Linked DNA regions of Homo sapiens: region 2 is linked to region 1. A link is a loop called in an ENCODE intact Hi-C map of the cell type or tissue named here. Cell type or tissue: PC-3. All regions are shown on one strand.

The links. Hi-C counts contacts between places; a loop is a spot of excess contacts. Peaks named below come from ENCODE experiments on the same cell type or tissue, not always from the same donor. Only the 100,000 strongest peaks of a DNase experiment are listed, where the experiment ranks them.
Region 2: a loop joins it to region 1, with 5 times the contacts of the local background. A loop is called at or near these places in 2 of 110 quality-filtered maps.

Annotation. Positions count from the first base shown.
Region 1 is chr1:208,180,164-208,188,163 of GRCh38, reverse strand. The region is part of intron 3 of PLXNA2 (plexin A2); the gene reads left to right. Among named protein-coding and RNA genes, the nearest start is that of PLXNA2, 60 kb to the left of the region's middle. RefSeq lists an enhancer at 7,345-8,000. In PC-3, no CTCF peak of the experiment used is centred here; a DNase peak (open chromatin) is centred at 3,633; H3K4me3 peaks cover 1,103 bases; H3K27ac peaks cover 3,858 bases.
Region 2 is chr1:208,031,793-208,039,792 of GRCh38, reverse strand. PLXNA2 (plexin A2) reads left to right here. Exons shown (of 32, transcript NM_025179.4): 24 at 26-172; 25 at 809-968; 26 at 1,319-1,422; 27 at 5,201-5,300; 28 at 6,284-6,474. Among named protein-coding and RNA genes, the nearest start is that of LINC02767, 77 kb to the right of the region's middle. In PC-3, a CTCF peak has its summit at 3,389 (motif pointing left); a DNase peak (open chromatin) is centred at 3,412.

The DNA of each region.
Region 1 (8,000 bases):
AGTTGAAGGCATGAGATAAGCTTGCCTCCTTTGTTCTTCCCCTCAAGACGTGATCTGGGGGCTCCATTCTCATAAATATTCAGGTGCGCGTCACTGGTGGTGGTGCAATGTGGAGCTGGGGGAGAGAAGCCCAGAAATCGGGTGGGCTGAGCTCAGTCCCAGCTCTACAGCCACTGACCTTGGGGAAATCACCCCAGTTCTCTTATCCCTAAAATGGAGACATTGATCATTTCAGTTCCTCCTTCACAGGATCGTGGGGCAATTTAGTGAGATGATACGTGTGAAAGCAACAGTAACTGCACACCACTGCACAAATGTAAGGGTTAGTGCTGCCTTCTCTCTGCTACCTGACCCATCTGATCAGCAGCATCAGAAAGAACCTAACACCTGCAGGTTTTATCCCGCAAGTACATGGCCTGGTAATGCTCTGAAGGTGGAGAAAATACTTGCCAGGGACTTTTACAAGATCCTGGTCATTGTGCTAACAGTAAGGGAAACAACAGTCCAGATAGGACAGAGTACCTTGCAGACGTCTTCGCATAGCACTGGCTGGTTTGCTGTCTCTAAAAAATTTTTTATCTTGTGAGAGTTTCAGGTTTGCTTTCATGAGTCAGCTTTAGGGAAGTAAGCTGAAAGCACAGTGCAGAAAAGATTTCAGAGCTCGAGTTGTTCAGGTGGTGTTCTTTGGAGCGCATTTGTTGTTCAGGCTGTTGCTCCTGCTTCCCTCCCTTCCAAATCCAGCCTCCCTACGGTCTCTCTCACACACACAGAACCAAGATCAGCCTCTCTGGGCTATGTAACAAAAACCATCTTTCTCTTGCTGGTCCATGACATAACCCTGCCAGTCTGGGAGCTATTACTTTTTCCAGATGTGGAATAATTGCAGGGCTAATCACCCCTGGAGACTGCTGGGACCCTTCTCTAAGGGTCTCCAGGTCCTTTCATTTAATCCTCATGACAGTCACTAACAATAAAGAAGAAAGTGGTAGATGCTGAGTGAGGAGCTAAGATATTTGTCCAGAGACACAGCAAGCTGCATGTAATTCTGGTTCAAAATTCTTAGGTCTGCAAAAAAACTGAAAAATGTCTCTTGTCCCTCCCCCACCTTCCTACAGGAAGGATTTTGTACAAAATAACATTGCAGGCCGGGCGCGGTGGCTCACGCCTGTAATCCCAGCACTTTGGGAGGCCGAGGCGGGTGGATCATGAGGTCAGGAGATCGAGACCATCCTGGCTAACAAGGTGAAACCCCGTCTCTACTAAAAATACAAAAAAAATTAGCCGGGCGCGGTGGCGGGCGCCTGTAGTCCCAGCTACTCGGGAGGCTGAGGCAGGAGAATGGCGTGAACCCGGGAAGCGGAGCTTGCAGTGAGCCGAGATTGCGCCACTGCAGTCCGCAGTCCCGCCTGGGCGACAGAGCGAGACTCCGTCTCAAAAAAAAAAAAAAAAATAAAATAACATTGCAATTCCCAGGACAGCCCTTCATTCCTTAGCTACTTCTCTACAGATGTGGGGCCACCTACTCTCCCCCTATCCCATTTTCTCCATCACCGCCTCCTGCCTCCAAGCCTACCTTTCTGAAAGATGTTCTTGACACTGTCATTAAACAGCTGCCAGCAACACCTGCTGGCATTCTCTGTTGCAAAGATAACAACCCAACTTTAAAAAGAGAGAATACAAAACAAGAAAGGCTATGGGAGGTGTGGTTGTGGGTTTTGGTTTTATTGTGTTTTTTTCCGTTTGTTTGTTTTTTTGCCAAATTACATTTTGTACATTTCTCTGTTGATTCTCTTATTCCTTTGCATTTTCTATTCTCTATTTATGAACCCCCTCTCCCAACCCCCACTTTAAAAATCAAGAAAAGGAAACCTGTTTCAGGATTAAATATGGTGTCAACATGTGGCTAGGATCTGAATACCTCAAAGAGAAGTCACAGGGGTTGTCTCCACCTACCCAAGCCTTTAATGGTGGAGAAGGAAAGATGGATTTAAAAAAGACGGAGGAGCCAGCCTTTTCCTCCTACCCTCCTGGGCCTCCTTCCAACAAATGATGATGCAGGGTGATGAAGATAGCGCTCTCAGAATCTGTGCCTAGTGATAACTCCCTCAGAAAGTCATGGGGATGCTTTCCCCACCTGTGCGTGTACACTGGTGTTTCTTCTGTTTATGCAAGGAGTCATTGCAGGGAGGGCTACATCTAGTCTGCTGCCCCAGTGGTTGCTAAGTCTTGATAGACACCACCTCTATCTGCCCTGCCCTCCTGCTCACCCACAGAGATGTGGCCCATTCTGAAACCACCAGCACCTCTTCCTTGCCACACCTGTCTCTAAGTGCCATTGGATCCCACTGCACAACTAATTCCCTTTTGCAGCCAGCTGGAGGAACACAAAGCTTATTACTCTCTTAAGACAATAGCTCAAAAGTGATAGTTTCTTTTTTTTTTTCCTTTTTTTTTTTTTTTTTTTTTTGCTTTCAGAGACCAACAAGGAATAAAGGGGCAGCTTCAGCTTCAGGAAATCGAGTTGTGTTTTGTGTTGCCAGGGGGTTGGGGGCTGGCGAGGGCTGAAGAGGTTGGGTTACTGGAAGCAAGATTCAAGGGAGCTTTGCAGAGGTCAACCCCAAGCAGTCTTTGTGGGAACCATCAAACTGATGACTCTGCTGATTTTCTATAGTGTCATGGAAAAGGATTGTAGGGAATTCTTGCCAAGTCTTTAGAAGAAAAGATATATATAGCTAAAGACATGTATATTTATAGAGAGATATATGGATATATTTATGCCAGTCATGCCAATGAGCTCTGCAGCGAGGAGAGGCCTCTAGAGAAGAGCAGGGCACCAGGATCTCCCTGCAGCACTTTCTGGCCCTTGGGAAAAGGAAATAAGAACATCATCGAAGGTACCTGGATCTGTGGCCTTAATCCTGAGAGGCCCCACCTCCTGGACTGAGAGGGCCTCCTTAACAAGGCCAAGCCAGGAGTTTTCCTTTGAACGGTTCAGTCAAATCCCTGCAGCCTAGAAGACACCTTAGAAGGAAATCTTTCTGGGAGTCTTTGATCCCTGAGGAACCTAATGTTCAGAGCAGAGTGTGAGAGGCAGGGATTCCTTATGGGCCAATGCCAGGAGTAGGGAGGGGGCTGATGGGAGGGCTGAGTGCTCCATGCCTAAAAGAAGGGAAGAATGGCCCCAAATTCATTTTTGCTTCCACCTGTGGGCAAAAAGCTTAATTGGACTGTTGGGCTTGGAAGGGCCCAGACCCTGCTTTTAGAGGAACTGGGAGGCTTGCCTATTTAGCTGGGACCATCTGCTGGCCCCCCGCTTAAGCCTGGGGGAACAGCTGAGGCTTACTGAGAAATTGGGCTAAAGATTCTTTCCAGAAATCTCCCTGGAACTGCATGAGGCGTGTGTGTGTGTGTGTGTACTCTTTGTGATTTCTCTGCACCAGCGGATCTCTTAATGTGAGTAAAGCAGCGCAGGCTCAAGGGTGAGCTGGGCGGGAGGCTTTGCTGGGTGTGCCCAATATCTGGCTTTAACATCTCTCATTCCATCTCCATCATGTCAACAGCTTTCAAGATTGACTGAAGCATAACTGCTTGCTTCATCCCCAGCCTGTGTGCCCCTTCCATCCCTGCCTACACCCAACCCTGTAGAGGCCCTGGGGTGTGATGAGTAAGTCAGGGTAATGACACCACACCCACATTATCTAGGGCTGGCCTTGGTATACTTTCCTTGGTTTTTTTTTTTTTAAGCAGGGGGTGGAGAAGGGAGGCAGAATATGATTGCAAAACCTATTTGGCTGTAGCTACCACCTGAATTCCTCTTTTGCTACAGACAGCGTCCCCCTTCCTCCCCAGGCAAGTTAAATTGCTTAGGACTGGCAAAGAGACTCAGAGTCTAAAGAAAACCTTCGGGTTGGCAGAATAAACATTCTTACCCGTCCCTTCCCTCCTCCCTGTCTCAACCCACCCCACATCTATCCTCTGGGCCAGTTAGCCCTCATTCCTAAGGAGCAGGCTATCATGTGAACATCTGGGGAAATCAAGAATGAAAGTTACACTTGAGTAAAAACTTCCTAGAACAGCACTGTCCAAGATAACATTCTGTGATGAGAAAAAACTTTTATATCTGTGCTGTTCAATACAATAGCCACTAGCTACATGTGGCTATTGAGAGATTGACATATATTAGTGTGCCTGAAAAGCTGAATTTCTTATTTTACTTAATTTTAATTAATATAAGGATAAATAGCTACCTGTGGCTAGTGGCTATTACACTGGATGGTACAGTTCTAGAATATGAAGTAGAAATAACTTAGAAGTCTAGGGTACCATGAAAGCCTAAAGGAAAAGTCTCCAACTCTCAGTCCCAGTTGAAAAGGGGGCAGTTTTGTAAGATGCTACAGTGCAATTTCTTTTTCATCTGCCCCAGAATAAACCAAATTCCCAGCTTAAAGCATCAGACGGGCCTCTCTTGGTGATCTGTTTCCCAGGTAAAAGAAACTGAGGGGTAGATAAGCAGGAGTGGGGCCCAGCACCGTCCCCCACCCCCAAAGACCCCCCCCTCTCCCTCTCTGGCACCTGGCTCTGGCTTCTCGTCTACAGCAGGGACCCCAGTGGGGACGCTGCGCAGAATGGTGCTGCAACTGCGGACATCTGGTTTCCCTCCCATCTCTGCCCCTTCATTTCTTTTCTGTCAGCAACAGCTCCTGGCTGTGGATGGTCAGCAGAGTCAACGAGGCCTGCAGACCTCCTTTCCGGCTCCCTCTACTCCCCCATCCCCTGCTGAGGAAGGTTAAGGGAGAAAGAGAAAAAAAGAGACAGGAAGGCAGAGTGAGGGTGAAATGAAATGTTAGTGACATTCAAGAAAGTGAGTTCATGGGGCTCTCACTGCCCTCCCTCCGGATTCAGGATGAACCTTGTCTGGTTTATAAGCCATCAGTGGCTTCTCCCCTGTCTGAGTTGCCAAACTCTTGTGCCCCCACCCTCCATGGCTCACTGCAACACATGTGCCTCCTCCCATATCATGGCAGGTCCATCTGTGACCTTTGTTCTTCTGACCTCTCCCCTAGACGAAGGGGGAGCCCCAGAGGAACTTTCCCTCCCTATCCCAGACTGAATACATTCAACCTGCCTCTCTGTACAGCCTCCCCCAGTCGCTGTGGGTAAACAGGAGGAAGAGAGAGGAAAAGCTTTCTTTCTTGACTAGGAGGTTGGCAGCCCCAGCTTGATTCCACATGGGAAGAAGCTATTCCTTTTTCTGATCTTGGCTCCTTGGCTTTTACTGTCCCCTACCCCTAGCCAGAAGCTGCATTAATTCACCGGGTCACTCAGCAGCCAGAGTCTCCTCTAGGAGAGGCTGAGCTGCCCAACCTAGGAATGGGCTAGAACCCAGCAGTACTGGATGCAAACTCCCCGCACAGCTCTGCCCAGCTGAAAGGCTGCCCTTCAAACCCCTTTTCTTGCTCAGAACTACAGGGGAAAGCAGGAGAGCCCCTGTTTTGCTACAAACAAGCAGAGTGATGGCAAATACGCCTCAGTTTTCCTATCTGCAAAATGAGGAGACGGCCTCATAAGGCCCTTCCGGAGCTCCATTCCATGAATGCAGTGTCCCAACATTGCCACTCGCATGGGCAGAGCAAGACGCTTTCAGTAGCTATGGAACTGCCAAAAAATTCTCTTGCAGTTTTTTGGTGGTTCTGATTTCTTTTTTCTGTCTTTCTTTCTTTTTTTCTTTTCTGAGACAAAGTATCACTCTGTCACCCAGGCTGGAGTGCAGTGGCGCGATCTGGGCTCACTGCAACCTCCACCTCCCTGGTGCAAGCAATTCTCCTGCCTCAGCCTCCTAAGTAGCTGGGATTATAGGCAGGCACCACCATGCCCGGCTAATTTTTGTATGTTTAGTAGAGATGGGGTTTCACCATGGTGGTCAGGCTGGTCTCGAACTCCTGACCTTGTGATCCGCCCGCCTCAGCCTCCCAAAGTGCTGGGTTTACAGGCGTGAGCCACTGCACCCGGCCTTTGATTTCTTAAGGAAGAGAGATGAACCCATTGCTCATCTCCTTCTACTGGTTTGATTCCTTTTGTCTTGAGTTCTAAGCTCTGGAGCTGAGCTGAGCTGAGCTAGACTGAACAGGCCACGGTGAAAGAGACAGGAGAGACACTAAGTCAATTTGCCTTTGTTTGTATAGCAGCTAGAGCAGGGAGGAGTTGAAATGAGATAATAGAAAGAACTTCCTAAATGGGACACGGTCTCAGGGGAGTGTAACATTTTCTTTCCTAGCAAAATTTCAAAATAAGAAAGTTGGAGGAGAACATTTGCCTCCCAAAAGCTATTTTTCTGGACATAATTTAAAATTACAGCTTCTCCTCCTATCGCTCTGTATTCCGCCACTTCCCATCCCTGGACCTCATCCCTACCTTCACAGTGAACTCGGGCCCACAACGGCCTGGTCTACAGATGGCGGAAAGAGGTGGGAGGTTTTGCCAGAGAGCAGGGGTGAGATTCCCCTCCCAGCCCCTCTCTGACTTCTGACCTCTGCACCTTTCTTGCTAGTGATCCCTAAATTACTGGGCTGTCTAACCCTCTCTAGGGAGGAGGGAAGCAAACAGGGCTGACGGGAGGTGGAGCAGAGAAAGTATGAGGTGGAGGTCAGGGGTCTTTTCACAGTGTGTTTTGGCAAAGGAAGCCTGTGGAGCTGCCAGTGGGATCAGACTTTCATCTCCTGAGCTAGCCCCCTCACTGGGAAAGCAAAAGCTGTCACTGGAGCTGTGATTTGGAGCATGTGCTCTGGGGAACTAGGCTGCACCCCTCAGGGTCTGGCCCCCTGAAGGAAAGACCAGAGAACAGACAGGGCCTTCCCTGCACCCTCCTGCCACCACCCTCCTCAGCCTTAGGAGGTGACAGCAGTGCCTGGAAAGGGGCTTGCTCAGAAGGAAAAGGCTCGGTCTGCCTACCTGGGTCGGGAAGTGGTAGATGGGATTGTCCTCAGGGCCCCAGCCAGCATGAAGCCTCTCTGATGCTTCTTATAGCCCTCAGTGTGTTCCTATCACTCCAGAGAACCTCCCACATGCATTTGTCTCCCAGTCCAGCAAATTAAAATCTGAAAGGAAGGAAGAGGTCACAGGCTCAGAGCCTGGACACTAGAGGTTTCTCACTGAGTGAACTTTGGAAGGCTTGGAAGGCTGGAGTTTGGGGTCGCAGAGAAGTCAGCCTCCGCCATCCCCTCTCAAACTTGGGCAGGGGGAGACCCCAGAAGCTTGACATGGCCAGGGCCAATAGCGGTTACTCCCTTTCCCTCCTACCCCCATTTCCCTCATCACAGTCCTTTTTACCCCTCCTGGGATATCTTCCATCCCAGTTCCCCTCGATTGCTTTAGGGTGTGGGGCAATGACAGCGAATACTCATGAGGGGCAACAACTTCAGACAAAATCTCTGAAGACTCACCCGTGTCTCCACACTTCTTCCACCCCTTGCTAGCTGTGTAAAGTTAACCACTGTGACTCTCAGTTTCCTCGTCTGCCAAACGGAGTAAATAATAGTGCCTTTCTAGGATGGATGCCAATGTTGTTTGGATTCAACATAAAGCAGATGCAGAGGGTGTAACGCGGTGCCTGATACATGAAAGTTAAGCATGAGCTCTTGGGTTTTTGTTTCCCAGGTTTCTTCTCTCTTGGTGGCTCTTTAATGAATAGTGACAGTCCATACCCAGGCAGCCATAGCCACTGCCACTGCCACAGCCAAAGCTCAGGCTATGTGATGAACCTGTTTTCTCTGCCTTCTGCCCCTGCTCCCAGCCATCCCGGCAGAGGTGCCCACTCAGGCCTCCTACCGGAGCCCCTCTCCCACCGCTTGAATGCAGAGGCGTTTCTTCTGCTGACAGCCTGAAGACAGGCCATTTTTCTTCTCCTCCCATATAATGGCCTTTACTCTCCTACCACTCCACCCCCTTTCCCAGCCTTAATGACTTTAACATACACACAGTTATTTAAAAAAAAAAAAAAAAAT
Region 2 (8,000 bases), 150 kb after region 1:
CCTCCTGCCCTGTCTGTGCCCACAGGAGTGCGCAGGGGAGCCACTCTTCATGCTATACTGTGCCATCAAGCAGCAGATGGAGAAGGGCCCCATTGATGCCATCACGGGCGAGGCCCGCTACTCCCTGAGCGAGGACAAGCTCATCCGGCAGCAGATCGAGTACAAGACCCTGGTGAGGAAGCCGGAAGCTCCGGGCCCGCCTGTGTATCTTCTACTTCTGCCCCTTGCTCTGCCTTCTGTCCATAAAAGCAGTCTAGGGGGTCAATAAAGAGGATGGGAGGCTGGTCTGGGGTGAGCCCAAAGGACAACTAAGTGTACCAAGAGCAAGGTGGCAGGCCCGCCCACCCATCCCAAGCACTCTATGCCTCGGTTTATCCTAGATAATATTGGGGGAGAAAAAAGTTCACCCATCATTAGTTATTGGGTAATTGGTATTATGAGAAAGATGTATGTTGGTTCCTAACATAGAGGCTTTGGGGAAGTGCATGACTAGTCTCTGATACATGTAGAGCCATCTCTAAACACTGAGGGTGCCTCATTCCAGGACTATAGTCTCCCCTAAGCTGTCCAGGAGCTAGAAAGTAGAGTCCTGGTGCTTTGAGAAAGAAGAATTGGACACAATGACTCAGACTCTCATTTGGCAGATGTTATGAAGGTGAGGGAAACTGAGTCACAGACCAGAAAAGTACCCTTATTTCCCCTATAAGGAGGGTGAACTTTGGAAAAAGAAGATTCTGAGGTCCTGACCCTCTCCCTCAAACTACTCCTTCAACTCCTGTCCTGCTCACCCTCTGTCCCCTACTTGTAGATCCTGAACTGCGTCAACCCTGACAACGAGAACAGTCCAGAGATCCCAGTGAAGGTGTTAAACTGTGACACCATCACACAGGTCAAGGAGAAGATTCTTGATGCCGTGTATAAGAATGTGCCCTATTCCCAGCGGCCGAGGGCAGTGGACATGGACTTGGGTAGGAAACCTGGACTCAGAGTGTGAGGGCAGGGGTTGAGAGGTGAAGGAAGGGAAGCTGCCATGCACACAACCCTTGCAGGGGCATGACTGTGTCCTGGCCAGCTGAGGCCCGTGTGAAATGCTTCCCGCTTTGAGCGCTGCCTGTTCAGATGTGGCTGTCTCTGGGGAGGTCTACGTGTTTCCTCTGCTGCCTGGGCCCATGGAGCCCTAGATGTCTCTAGCCTCTGTTATTGGTACCAGCTTGAGGGGGCCGGGTTGCCAGGTCCCTAGAGAAGGTGCAATCGGGAGACACTGGCTCACAGCCCTCATCCCTCTCACGCCGCTCCCTGCACCACCCCCTCCACCCAGAGTGGCGCCAAGGCCGGATCGCCCGGGTCGTGCTGCAAGATGAGGACATCACCACCAAGATTGAGGGTGACTGGAAGCGGCTCAACACACTGATGCATTATCAGGTGAGAGGGGGTGTCTTTTCCCCTCTTCAGCTTCCCAGAATGTTCCCTTCCCGCTAAGCCTTGCTCTAAGGCCTCAAAAGTCTAAAAAGGATTTTCCTCTCCCTGCTTTCCTCCTCCTGCTGGAGCATAGAACAGGGATTCTTAGCCATGGCTGCCCATTGGAATTACTGAGGGAACTGATAAAAAACGTGAGTGACCAAACTCCACCCTCAGAAACAGATTTAACAGGTCTGGGGTAAGGCCTAGGCATTTCTATTCTGTGTACCTCTACATTTGCAAAAAAACAAAACAAAACAACAACAACAACAAAAATCAAATGCATATTGCAAAGCCCTCCACATGGACAACTACCTTAAGGTACCTGGCACTTTCTCTCTTTAGCATCTTACTAACACAGCCCACACCTCTGACTTACAGTGGAGCAGGGAATTGAATAGACTTCTCTTCAGGTCTTACATTCTTCCTCTTAGTAGCTGGTGTCCTTGGGAAAATTACTCAGGCTTTCTTGTCTCTCATGTGTAAAATGGGGCTCCTGGTGAACCCTGCTCCGTACAGTTGTATAGAATAGATTCAAGATAGAAGGTGAGGTGTTTAGCACACTGGCAGACACATTGAATGAGCAGTCAAAAAAAAAAAAGAAAAATCCCAGCAAAAGAACACAAGATCAAGGAGGTATCTACTCCCGCCTCTTCTCCCCTCCCATGGTAACCACTCGCAGCTGGGGGTCTCTGTAAGATTAAGCACAGGTAGACAGGTTGGGATTCAGAAAAAATACTAAAATAGAAACTGGAAATAAGAGACACCAAGGGAAATTAAACCAACTAGAGGAAGCGCCTCAGGCTGCAAGACCCGTGGGATCGTCTGATTAATAACATCCTCCCATGTCCCTGTCTCGGAAAGAAGGATCTGTAGAGGGGCTGGCAGGCTGGGCTCTCAGGCACTGAGCTGCCAACCACCAGGCGCTGGAGCTGGCAGGAGCCTCCATGGGCACAGAGGAAGCTGTGGCACAGGGGTCCCCAAAAATGCTCTTCTCCAGGCTCCATCCCCCTGACTCGCCTGCACCTCCCATCCTGACACCCTGCCTAGACCCCTGCCCAGAGGACATGAGTGTGGTGTAATGGGAAGAGAAGAGGCTTTAGAAGCTGTATTCAAGCCCTGCTTCCCCACTCCTTGGTGGTGTGACTTTAATCTCTCTGCACCTTGGGCTCCTCATCTGTAAAATGGAGATAACAACCCTGACTTGCGAAAGTGTGAGGTGCCCAGGATTGTACTTACAGATAAGGTAGCTGTCATCACTCCCTGTTAATTCTGTACACATACACACATGCCCAAACACCACCATTTCATATGGTGCTTAATGTATCCAGTAGAACAATTGTAATGAACCAATTAAAGCTGAATAAGAAAGTACAAAAGAAAATAGCATGATGCCCCCAAATCATGAGTTTCTAAAGGGCAGGAGTGGGGTCTTTCTGCTTCTGTCTCTGATACTCTAATGCTTGTTACTGGGCTTTCCAGCCTACGGCTCCCAATCAGAAGAAGGGACTATTTTGTTCTCATGGTGCTGATCATACAAAGCACTTTCAATTCCCTGATGTCATTTATCATTCATGTATGCATTCAGTCCTCAAATATTTACTGAGTTTTACTGAGTGCAAGTCACTTCCCACATGCTAGCCCTGAGTGACAGGGGACAGCAGGGAGTATTCTTCCCTTTGGGAGACTGTGATGATGATGATGATGATGCTCATAATAGCAACGCTAATACCAACACTTACTGCGTGCTCACTGGATCCCAGGCACTGCTCGCAGCCTTTCCGTGTTTTAACTTCTTTAATTCTCACCACAAACTACATGCAATTATTATCCCCACTGACCGGTAAGGCTCAGAGAGGTTAAGTCCTGGAGCGGGTAAGCAGCAGAGTCAAGGTCAGACCCAGCCAGGCATCTTGACCATGGACTTGCACCACCTGTTGGTTAAGACAGAGAAAAACCAAGGACAGGAGCGGTTTAGTGACTAGACCTGCAATCAAGTTGAACTGTGGTCATTTGAGTCACCTTGTGAATCTTTCATTAGGTGACAAGAAACTATAAATGATAATGTAATCTGTTCTCCCTGGGAGTGTGAACTCCTGCCCCTGCCAAGCTTTCCAGGTATCATTTCTGGGCTGTCAGTTGTAAGGAGAATTCCTGAAAGACGGAGGTAGAGACTGCCCCCCTCCCAGTCCTAGTGCTGATGGTACCAACAGCTGACAAGTCCAGGGAGCTGGTCTAGCTGGGAAGTAATGGAGCCTTGGCACCTTCCAGGCACAGGACCTTGGAGCTTTATACCATCAAGTCAATGCACTGCCCTCTTGTTACCCTCTCTGGAGTCAAAGGTCCTTGGAGCCCTTGCAGAAGAAAATCTGCATAATCTTAATTAACAAAGAGATGTTAAAAAACTTCCCAGGCTTCTGCAGATTTATAGGGAGGGTAAAATTAAACACCACCACTAAAACCTGCTATCAGGGAATCTCGTTAGCACTAATGTTCATTTATAGTTTGACTTCCCCACATTTAATTCTTTTTTGGTGGGAGAGAGGGACTGACAATTTAAGACCCAGAAAGATGGTTTTATGACTGGTGCAGCTATAAATCAAACTTATAAAGTTCATAAAAATTGTTAAAATAAAAAATGGTTTAATAGGAATGTTTTATGGCCCATAACATTATTATAGCTGTTTTATTCCCTCTGCGTTAGGGGTTTAATTGGATCACCACGATTCTGGGGATTCTCTGTTTTTACTGGATGGAGGGCAATCTTAAATCAAAATGGCCCCAAATGTCTTCAGTATGGCTCCTCACTTATCCGCCCTCTCCTGCAGGCTGGGTGCTGAGCTGGGGTACCCTCATAGAGGATGGGACAAGACACCATCTTTCTCGCTCAGTCCCCAAGAGTGGCTGCCCTTTTGATGAAACTATTTGAAGTGATCCAGGCATTATAGGACCCAGGTCAGAAAGAAAGCAGAGCCAAAAGGGAAAATGGGCTTCAGACCAGTGTGACTCGAAATAAAATTCCAAGTTAGAATATATAATGAAGAGAACATGTGCTCTGGAGCCTGACATACCTGGCTACAAATATTGGCTCTACCATGTATGAATTATGTGACCTTTAAGAGGTTGCTTAGCCTCCCTATGATTCCATTTTTTTTTTTCATCTGTAAAATGGGAATACTTGTGCATAGCTCGCCAAGTGGATGGGAGAATGGGTCTGGCCCAGTGCTGTCCAGTAGAAAATTAATGCAAGCCACATGTGCAAGCCACATGTGTAATTTAAACTTTTTGTATTAGTCACATTAAAAAGGTAAAAATAAAAAGATCAATTAATGTTACATATTTTATTTAATCTAACTGGTCTAAAATGATTATCATTTCAATATGTAATCAATTTAAAAATTATCAATAAGATAGTTTATATTTGTATTCATACTGTCATTGAAATCCAGCATGTAATGTATATTTATAGCACATCTCAATTTAGACACAGCTCATCTTAGTTGGGATTAACCACATTTCAAATGCTCAATCCACACACATGGCAAGTAGCTATTTGATTGGGTTATGCAGCTCTAACCCAATAAAAGCTCAAAAAACAGCAGTAATGGTTGTTTCTGGTATTCCTGTACTCCTTGCTCTCTACCCCACAGCTATCTTATAACCCTCTAGAAATACTTGACTATCCAACTTCCCAAGACACCTACATTCACCTTTTGTACTGTACCTTTTGTACCCTTCTCAGGTGTCAGACAGGTCGGTGGTGGCTCTGGTCCCCAAACAGACCTCCTCCTACAACATCCCTGCCTCTGCCAGCATCTCCCGGACGTCCATCAGCAGATACGGTGAGAACCACGAGGGCAGACTGGGCAGCTCAGAGCAGAGTCTTCTGAGACCTAGCAGGGCCCACTCGCTACCCCTTCTAACAGCAGGCAGCCCTTGCTGCTGCTGGCCCAATCACAGGCTCCTGCCAGTTGGTTTCTGTCCTCCCTAGTCCAGGCATTCCCAGGCAGCCTGCGCCCTCAGAGCCGTGGGAGCAGGTGGCACCATGTGCCCTTTGTTTGATATCCCAGCCTGGTAGAGGAGTCGGAGTGGCCCAGAACCAGGAAGGCACCTGGCTGGGGGTTCATATATCCCAGGTTGCCTGGGCCAGTCCAGTTTATGCTTGTTGTCCTGGCTGAATTATTAAGAGTGCCCCCTTTTACTCTCAGAAGTGTCCCAGTTTGATCAATAAATTAGTCCGAGGAGTACTGGGGCCCCCAGGCCCTCCGGGCAATGAGGTTATGGCACCTCCTTGTCCCTTATTTTATTTGCTCTGGTTTCATGTATGCACTAAGGCCTTGGGCTTCTCAACCAAAGGGCACCACAGGACTGAACCCAGCAGCACCAAAAAGGGCTCAGGAAATCCCATACCCCAGGCCCCATGCAAGAAGAGACCCTTAACTCCCAAGAGGAGAATTACAACTTGCAGCTCTTTAGTATCCAGATTTCTATTAAAACACCGACGAAAATATCCTATTGACATTTTACCTATTAATTATTCATTGCTGGGAGTGTCAGAGTAGAGGGGACTCCCAAATTCCCAAGGATGTCTCTAATTCACAAAATTTATAAATCCTTTTCTAAAAAAGCCTTCAAGCTCTTCCGTCCTCATGCCAACCAAGGATCCCTAAAATAACCTACCATATATGAGGTCCCAACGGTCCCCTTTCAGCTGAAATGAGTTTATTCTGAGTGGATGCAGCAGGCGGGCAGGGATTCTGGAAGGATTCTACAAGCAAGGCTGGTGACTGTTACTCACAGCCCTCCACCAACCCCTTCTCCTCAGACTCCTCCTTCAGGTATACGGGCAGCCCCGACAGCCTGCGGTCCCGGGCCCCGATGATCACCCCAGACCTGGAAAGTGGGGTCAAGGTGTGGCATCTGGTGAAGAACCATGACCACGGTGACCAGAAGGAGGGTGACCGGGGCAGCAAGATGGTGTCCGAGATCTACCTGACCCGGCTACTGGCCACCAAGGTAACTCCCCCTCTGCCCAGACCAGGGAGTGCTTGTTAAAGGAGCACATCCTGCCCCTCCACAACACAGAAAGGATGTCTGGAGTGTGTCCTTCAAGAGGACCCATTCAGACAGTCCAGGTACAGCCAGACCTGGTGGCTCATGCCCATAATCCCAGCACTTTGGGAGGCCAAGGCAGAAGGATGCCTTGAGCCCAAGAGTATGGGACCAGCCTGGGCAACATATCAAGACCCGATCTCCACTAACGAAAAAAAAAAAAGAGGACAAAATTGGAAAAAAAAAAAGAGAGAGAGAGAGATAGTCCAGTTCCCTGGGCAGGGCTTCCAAAGGATCAGGCCACCGCTGTTCTCTACCCTTTGGCAAAAATAGCAAATATATCTTTGCTTTCTGCGTACTTCTTGAGACTACTGTTTCACTTCAGAGGAGTAACTCTCTCCCTCTGGACCCCTTAAGCTTTAGGAAGGCAGTGGGGTTTCTTGCTGATATTAGTTGGATAGATATGCTGGCCTTTCTATCCCCTTTCTGGCCACAATGGGAGGGAAAGCACAGAGGCCTGGCCCTGCCAGTAATCCAAGGGGAGGCTTCCTCTTCCCATCCCATCCCACCCCAGCTACCCCCAAATGTTGATGGAAGTGAGGCTTCATCTTTTAGCCTTCCTAGCAGGTAGCAAAATAAGCCTGTAAGTATGACAATCAAAGAGCCAATGTTTTCCACGCAGGGCTAGATTTCAAATATTCTCCCCGATGGACCCTCCAACAATGGCACTGAAGTTTTAATACAGTGGCATCCAACTTACAGCTCTCACACTTGCTCCCAGAGTGGCCCAGAAATATTCCACGAGACCCCATGTCTCCATTTTAGCTTTGCCTAATATGCTCAGCATAACAACAAGAGACCAACAAAGAGATAACAGAAAAAGCTAGAGGTTTCTGCTGACCCTCAGAGGTGTGCCATGAGCCTGTAAACTGTGGGAGCCAGGCCCAGTCTTATTCCTGCCCCAGAGACCCTCCAAAGCCCTGTGGATCAGCACTCTGCCTGTGGGGAGGTGGTTCTTGAGTCTAGACCCTTCACCCACATTCCACATTCCAGATACCACTTGTCTCAGGTCACTAACATCCTAAGCCTCTTCATACCTTCCTAACAGACTCTCCTGGTCCTGCTGTGCTCCTGCCAGGAGGCACCCAGTCCTCCAGCTTGTTCCTCGGACACTGTTTCCGGACTGGCTTGCAGCCTGTGCCCCCTCATTCACCCATGGGAAGCCCGGACCCGGGGCACTTCCTGTCTTCCTGTCAAAGACCCTGAGCCTACACCCTGTGTGGAATGTGGAATGTGGCTGCAGGTTGGAGGAGAGATTCTTCCCCAGGATTCACAGCCCACCCAGTTTCTCCCACCTCCCCAGCTAACCAATAGTACCCTTCCCCACCCCGCAACACTGCCTGCACAGCCTCGTGTCCCAGACAAATTTCCAAGGCAGGATGGGTCCAAGGCACCATCTGGTATGCCTGTCTGCTACCTGCCGTCACCCC